Regions from separate parts of the Mus musculus genome. Here region 2 is linked to region 1. The links are chromatin loops, found by intact Hi-C in ENCODE. Cell type or tissue: left cerebral cortex. All regions are shown on one strand. Each heading gives the region's core, and the rest is flanking DNA. Links, peaks and the distances in the headings are about the cores only. Region 1 has its middle 8.0 kb from the start of Gm33951. Region 2 overlaps Tll2 (tolloid-like 2).

Region 1 (2,911 bases), core at 303-2,802:
CACAAAACAGTACGGGGAGCAAACCATTAAGCAGCATCCTCTATGGCCTCTGCATCAGCTCCAGCCTCCAGGTTCCTGCCCAGCTTGAATGCCTGTCCAGACTTCCTTCAGTGATGAGCAGTGATATGGAAGTGTAAACTGAATGAATCCTTTCCTCCCAACTTGCTTTTGGTCATGGTGCAATAGAAACCCTGACTAAGACAAGTTGGTAGTAGGAGAAGTTGAGGCTTCGCACGATAAAAGAGTCTATGTGAGCCCAGTTGCAGAAGACCCCAAAGTGTTGGAGATGCAAGTACCATGGAATGACCACCAAGAATAGTAGCAGCAGGGGGGAGTGTAGCCAACTGAACCCTAGAAGACAAGGTGTGAGTATTGCAGAGGGTGGAGCCAGAGAAGTGACTCACTTGGAGGAGCACAAAATATCATGAGTGAGTCCCAGTCATTGGACGTTGGGTTATTTATATTTCTGGAGTTCGATCTGTTTGTGACTATGCCCTGATGCTTCCCTCTTGAGATAATAAATTATTTATTTTGATTTTACAGAAGCCCAGAGATTTTGAGTTTTAAAAGATTTTGGATTTAAAAAAAAAATCATCTATTTTAAAGAGACTGAATATTTTAAGTGTTTGATTTTTTTTTCTTTGTTTGTTTTTGGTTTTGTTTGACTGGGTTTGTCTGTGCATCCCTGGCTATCCTGGATCTCACTCTGTAGAGGAGACTGACCTCAAACTCACAGAGATAACCCCTTCCTCTGCCGATTAGCTGTTGATGGGGGAAGGCTCCGCCCACTGTGGGTGGGGCGACCCCTGGCCTGCAGCTCCTGTGTTCTGTAAGCCAGCTGAGTAAACCATGCCAAGAAAGCCTGTAAGCAGCCTCCCTCCATAGCCTGTGCATCAGCCCCTGTCTCCAGGTCCCTGCCCTGTGTGAGCTTCTGCCCTCACTGCTATTGATGATAAACTGTTATATTGACGTGTTTCCTCCCCAACTTGTTTTTGGTCCTGGTGTTTCATCACAGCAAGGGTAAAAACTAAATATATATATATATATGATTTTTAAAGAAATTATTATTTTCTCCACGTGGATGTTTTGCCTGTGTGTATGTCTGTGTGCCTCATGCCTGCCTAGTACTGTTGGAGACCAGAAGAGGATGTCGGATCCCCAGGAACTGGCATTACAGATGGTTGTGAGCAGCCATGTGGGTGCTGGAAATCCAACCCAGATCCTATGGAAGAGCAGCCAGTGCTCTTAACCACTTGTGACATCTCTCCAGCCCCGATGAGCGTAAGTTTTAACCTGAAGGTTCTGTGCTAGCATTTTGATGGGCAAAGATTCTCTAGGATGAGTGCTTAAAAAAGGAGCTTCATGGAGCTGGAGAGATGGCTCAGCGGTTAAGAGTACTGACTGCTCTTCCGAAGGTCCTGAGTTCAAATCCCGGCAACCACATGGTGGCTCACAACCATCCGTAACAAGATCTGGCGCCCTCTTCTGGACTGTCTGAATACAGCTACAGTGTACTTACATGTAAGAAAGAAAGAAAAAAAAAGAAAGAAAGAACTTCATGAATGTTTCCTGATTGCTCAGCTTACTGTTTATCTTCAGTTTTGTCTGAAGGCATGAGTTTCTTCTATCTTTCTAATAATATCGTTTATTAGGGAGTCTAACAGTGTTCAAGGGGTACTGAGGCACCTGTGAGGAGATGCCTGTGTCTGTTGTCCTGGTAATTAAGGTTGAAGCCTACCGTTATCCTGATAGTCTTCTGTGTGCCAAGAAAAATGGGAGACTCCTTTTACCATCAGGGCTTCTCCTTCTCTGGCCTTGTCTGGGAAGTTTAACACCCCCAACCACCACTAGCCCCATCTACCTATGGAGTGTCACATAGCCTTGGCTAGATTACAGGTCCAGCTATAGAAAGGTCTATAACAACCTATAGCAACCTGATCAGCAAGCACCTGAGGTTCCTGGAGCGCCTCCCCATGCTAAGGAGGCATCGCAGCACCTTAGCCTTCAGCCAATGACCTTTGCCCACCCTGGATAGTCCTACCTGCTTACCCCAAAACTATACAACCCTTGATTCACCCAGAGTCAATTTGATCCATCTCTCCAAGTCTGATCCCAGAGTGTCATTATTATTGTTGGTACTCAGGAGCTGTCCGAATCCCTGTTCATCGATTCTGCCCGCTGTGTCCACATGGGCCTGTGGCCAACGACCTCAGGGAGAAGGAAGACTCACATTTGTCTTAGTTACAGGCTTTCGGGCATAGTTACAGAACCATAGCCTCTCTCAGAATCCTTCTTTTATGTAACTGTGGACATGAAGACTTATTCATTTATTTATGCCTAGACCTTATGCTAGGCCTGTTTCCAACTATCTCATACCTTATTATCCCATTTATGCTAATCTAAGTTCTGCCACATGGATGGTTAGTTAACTCTCCTCAGTTTCATACATCTGACTTCTTCCCAGTCTGAGTGGCAAATCTTTCCTTGCCTGACTCTTCCCCAGGGTTCCTCTATCCAGGTGTCCTACCTTACTATTCTGCCTTGTGCTATAGGCCATAGGCTTTTTTATTTTAACCAATTAGAAGGTGCCTTAGTCAGGCAAAGAAGGACAGGGACACATCTTCACAGAGTGTACAAAAACATCACTCTAACACTTCCATCTTTCTGTCTGCCCTTGAAATCCAAGACTTGCTGAGGATTGGATTATAAACTTTAATTTTTCAAAACCTACTTTTAATGATGGTGTAACACTCTGAGAGCCTTAACTTATCGGAAACCCCCTGAGTGGACAACTCAGAGTTGAGAATTGAGGAATTTTATTGTTCCAGCAAGCTGGGGTCGCCCTGCACACAAAGGAGAGAGAAGGACCACGCGCAGCCTGATTGGTGAGTTTTTATACAGTTTTCAGAGC
Region 2 (2,911 bases), core at 199-2,698, 360 kb before region 1:
GGCACATTCCTGGTGCTGCTCAATCTCGAACTCACTGAATGTCTGGGGAGGGGAGAGCAGGAAGTGAGGCAAGGATCTGGCACTGAGAAGGGAGGGGAGAGGGAGGGGAAGGACATTCAGAGCCTGGAGGGGTCTGTCTACCAGCTTCCTAGGGGCGTCCACCATTGCCGTGATGGTCCGACATCCAGTCCCAGAGCCAGCTGCCTGGATTTACTTTTTCCTACCCTTCCTCTAATGCTAGGAGCCAGCTAGTACTGAGCACTCACCCAAGGTGGCAGCTGTGCTACAGGCATTACAAATGTCCCCTCATCCAGTCCTTGCAACCCTGTCCCGGGCACAACCCCTGAAGAAGACATCAGCTGGCATGGCCAGCGTCCTCCCTGGCAGAGAAGGTATGTAACCCAGGACCTGTGGCTTCAGAGATGTTGCTGTTAGCCTGTGCCCACTGCGGTACACTTGAAATCCCAGGGGCTTTGAGCAGGGCTGTTCTGCTATCAAAGTGGCTGGCATGCGTTGGGAGTTTTTTTCCCATCCCAGTAAACGGTGAAAGTTTTCTCACTTAAGTTCTAATGAGGTTATGAAAATCCATTAGTATCCCCAGTGAGCAGAAGGAGAAACCGAGTCACAAAGACGCTAATTGGCTTGCGTAAGTCTGTTCAGCTGGAGTAAGAATTGAACATGACCCAGAGCTGACTTTCTCCAGGTCACACTGCTAACCATAACCAGATTCCGTTGCCTCCTTTCTTCCCGTCCTTCCATCAGAGACTGTCCCCGGTTGTCGGCCCGGGGAACTGAACAGTTACCAGCCATATACAGCTTGTTGGGTGCTGGGTAGATGCCTGACTGGCTGACAGCTTGCCTGTGATGTCCTGGTGAGCAGGGGGGTGTTAGGTGAAGGGTGGATGGGGATGGGATGGGAAGGGGGACGCTGGTTGTGTGCAGGGCATCATTCTATAGGAACAAAGGGCAGGCAGAGTTCCGTCTGCATGCTCACCAACGATTTTCAAGGGAAGTATCTTTTTTTTTTTAAATAATTCTTGTATGCAAGCATCTCAGATGGAGGCTTCCCACCTGGCAGTTTTGAGGTTCCACCCCCAAGGAAGACTGTTCATGTCTGTCAGGAAAGGGCATTGCCAAGCAACAGAGCATCTTTCCAGCAGATGGCAGTCTAGAGCAAAGCTGGCCTTGCAAAAGCACTCTAAATACCCTCGTCCAGATTCTACACTGTTCTAAGGGACCCAGGGCAGAAGAAAGCCGTTTCTACCTTGGCAGCACGCATCACAGGAGGAGCCCAAGGGGCATGCCCCATGGCTTGGGGTCCATTCTGGACCATGATGCCTTGGGAGCCCGTCAATTTATCCTCACACAGCAGGAAACACCCTGACAGTATCATCTACGTTATCTCTTATCACTGTTTTCCTCTGTTCCCTTCCCTCCTCCCTGTGTTTTCAGTCTGTCATTCATAAGGTCCATCTTGCTCATCTCAACAGTCTGAGATGTGTGTCTGATGTGTCTCTGTGTGTGTCTTTCTGTGTATGTGTCTATGAGTGTGCATCTGTGTGTGTGTGTGTATGCATGTGTCTGTGAGCAGGCATGTGTGTCTGTGTGTCTGTGTGTGTCTGCAATTGTTCCTGTGAATGTGAGTGTGCATGTTTGTCTCTGTGTGTGAGTGTTCCTGTGTATGTTTGTGTGTATATATGTCTGTGGGTATGCTTCTGTGTGTGTGTGTGTCTGTGTGTTGGTGTGTATGTTTGTGAGCGTTCCTATGTATGTGTGTGTGTATATGTTTCTGGGAGTGCACGTGTGCATCTGTGTGTCTATGAGTATTCCTGTGTATGTGAGTATGCCCCTGCATATGTGTGTGTGTGTGTGTGTGTGTGTGTGTGTATGAGGTGTTTTGTTTTGTTGTTTTTTGTAAATAATGACATGTGCTGTGTGAGACCACACATCAGATATGTGGGTGAGATTTTACATGATTTGCAAGGCAATTGTTTGTTTGTTTGTTTGTTTGTTTGTTTTTAACTGAAGGAGGAATTAGTGTGCTGGTCCTATTGTTAACTGATAAAAATGTAAATTGCAGAGGAGCATGAGTAATTGTATTTATTCTACGCGACTGATTTGAGTAAGAATTTAAAAAGCTATGTGCTTTCCCTTGTGAGGGAAACTTCTGAAAAGATTCACAAATGTCTAGAGTGGGAACCGGGACCTGAGGACTCGTGACCTCTCAACGTTCTGTGTAAATTAAGTCTTGTTTTTTTCTTCTTCTTCAAGAGTAAAATGTTCCGTAAGAGAATAGCCCTGGATGCAACTGAATCACACACACAGCACTGTAGCCCTGCATGGCAGCCGCCACCTCCCACAGTGCTGCTGTGAGCAGGGCTGGTACAGAGCTTTGAGCATGCTCCCTTCTTCTGCTCAGAGCACCCACCTCAAGATTCACAGCATCTCCCCATTTCCCAGCAGGAAAACTGAGACCTGCACATGCTCCATGCTGATCATGGAGCAGGGACTTGAACCCATATCCGCTTAATGCCAAGGCTTGTGCTCTTAACAAACTAATGAGAGGACTCACAATTTTCACCCTGTGGCCTGCGGTTGATGAAATGTTCCAGGTACATTCCTTCCGGCTGGGGTATTTGTCTGGCCAGTTAGGACTCATCAGGGTCCCCTCTGCACTGCTGATCTTGTAGGCGCAGCCAGCTGGAGGTCAGAAGAGGGGGTACACAGAGGGGTCATTCAGCTGGAGGTGACATCACAGGTGAGTCTCAGGTTAATAGCCAATGTATGGGGAGCCAGCCTGTATCTGGTGTGACCCGGTGTTGACTTTGCTTGAACAGGCTCAGGAGGAGAGACATTTCGGTTACTATGACTGTTTACATGGAGGTTGGCACTGGGGATGTGGCCAACTTAG

The links. A loop is a pair of places that touch in the nucleus more often than their neighbours do. Peaks named below come from ENCODE experiments on the same cell type or tissue, not always from the same donor. Only the 100,000 strongest peaks of a DNase experiment are listed, where the experiment ranks them.
Region 2: a loop joins it to region 1, with 2.4 times the contacts of the local background. A loop is called at or near these places in 2 of 42 quality-filtered maps.

What each region holds. Positions count from the first base shown.
Region 1 is chr19:41,451,631-41,454,541 of GRCm38, forward strand. No RefSeq gene overlaps it. Among named protein-coding and RNA genes, the nearest start is that of Gm33951, 8.0 kb to the left of the region's middle. In left cerebral cortex, for the core only: a CTCF peak has its summit at 1,491 (motif pointing left); no DNase peak of the experiment used is centred there.
Region 2 is chr19:41,088,845-41,091,755 of GRCm38, forward strand. It overlaps Tll2 (tolloid-like 2), which reads right to left. Exons shown (of 21, transcript NM_011904.4): 18 at 2,573-2,700; 19 at 1-42. Among named protein-coding and RNA genes, the nearest start is that of Opalin, 13 kb to the left of the region's middle. In left cerebral cortex, for the core only: a CTCF peak has its summit at 1,153 (motif pointing right); a DNase peak (open chromatin) is centred at 1,150.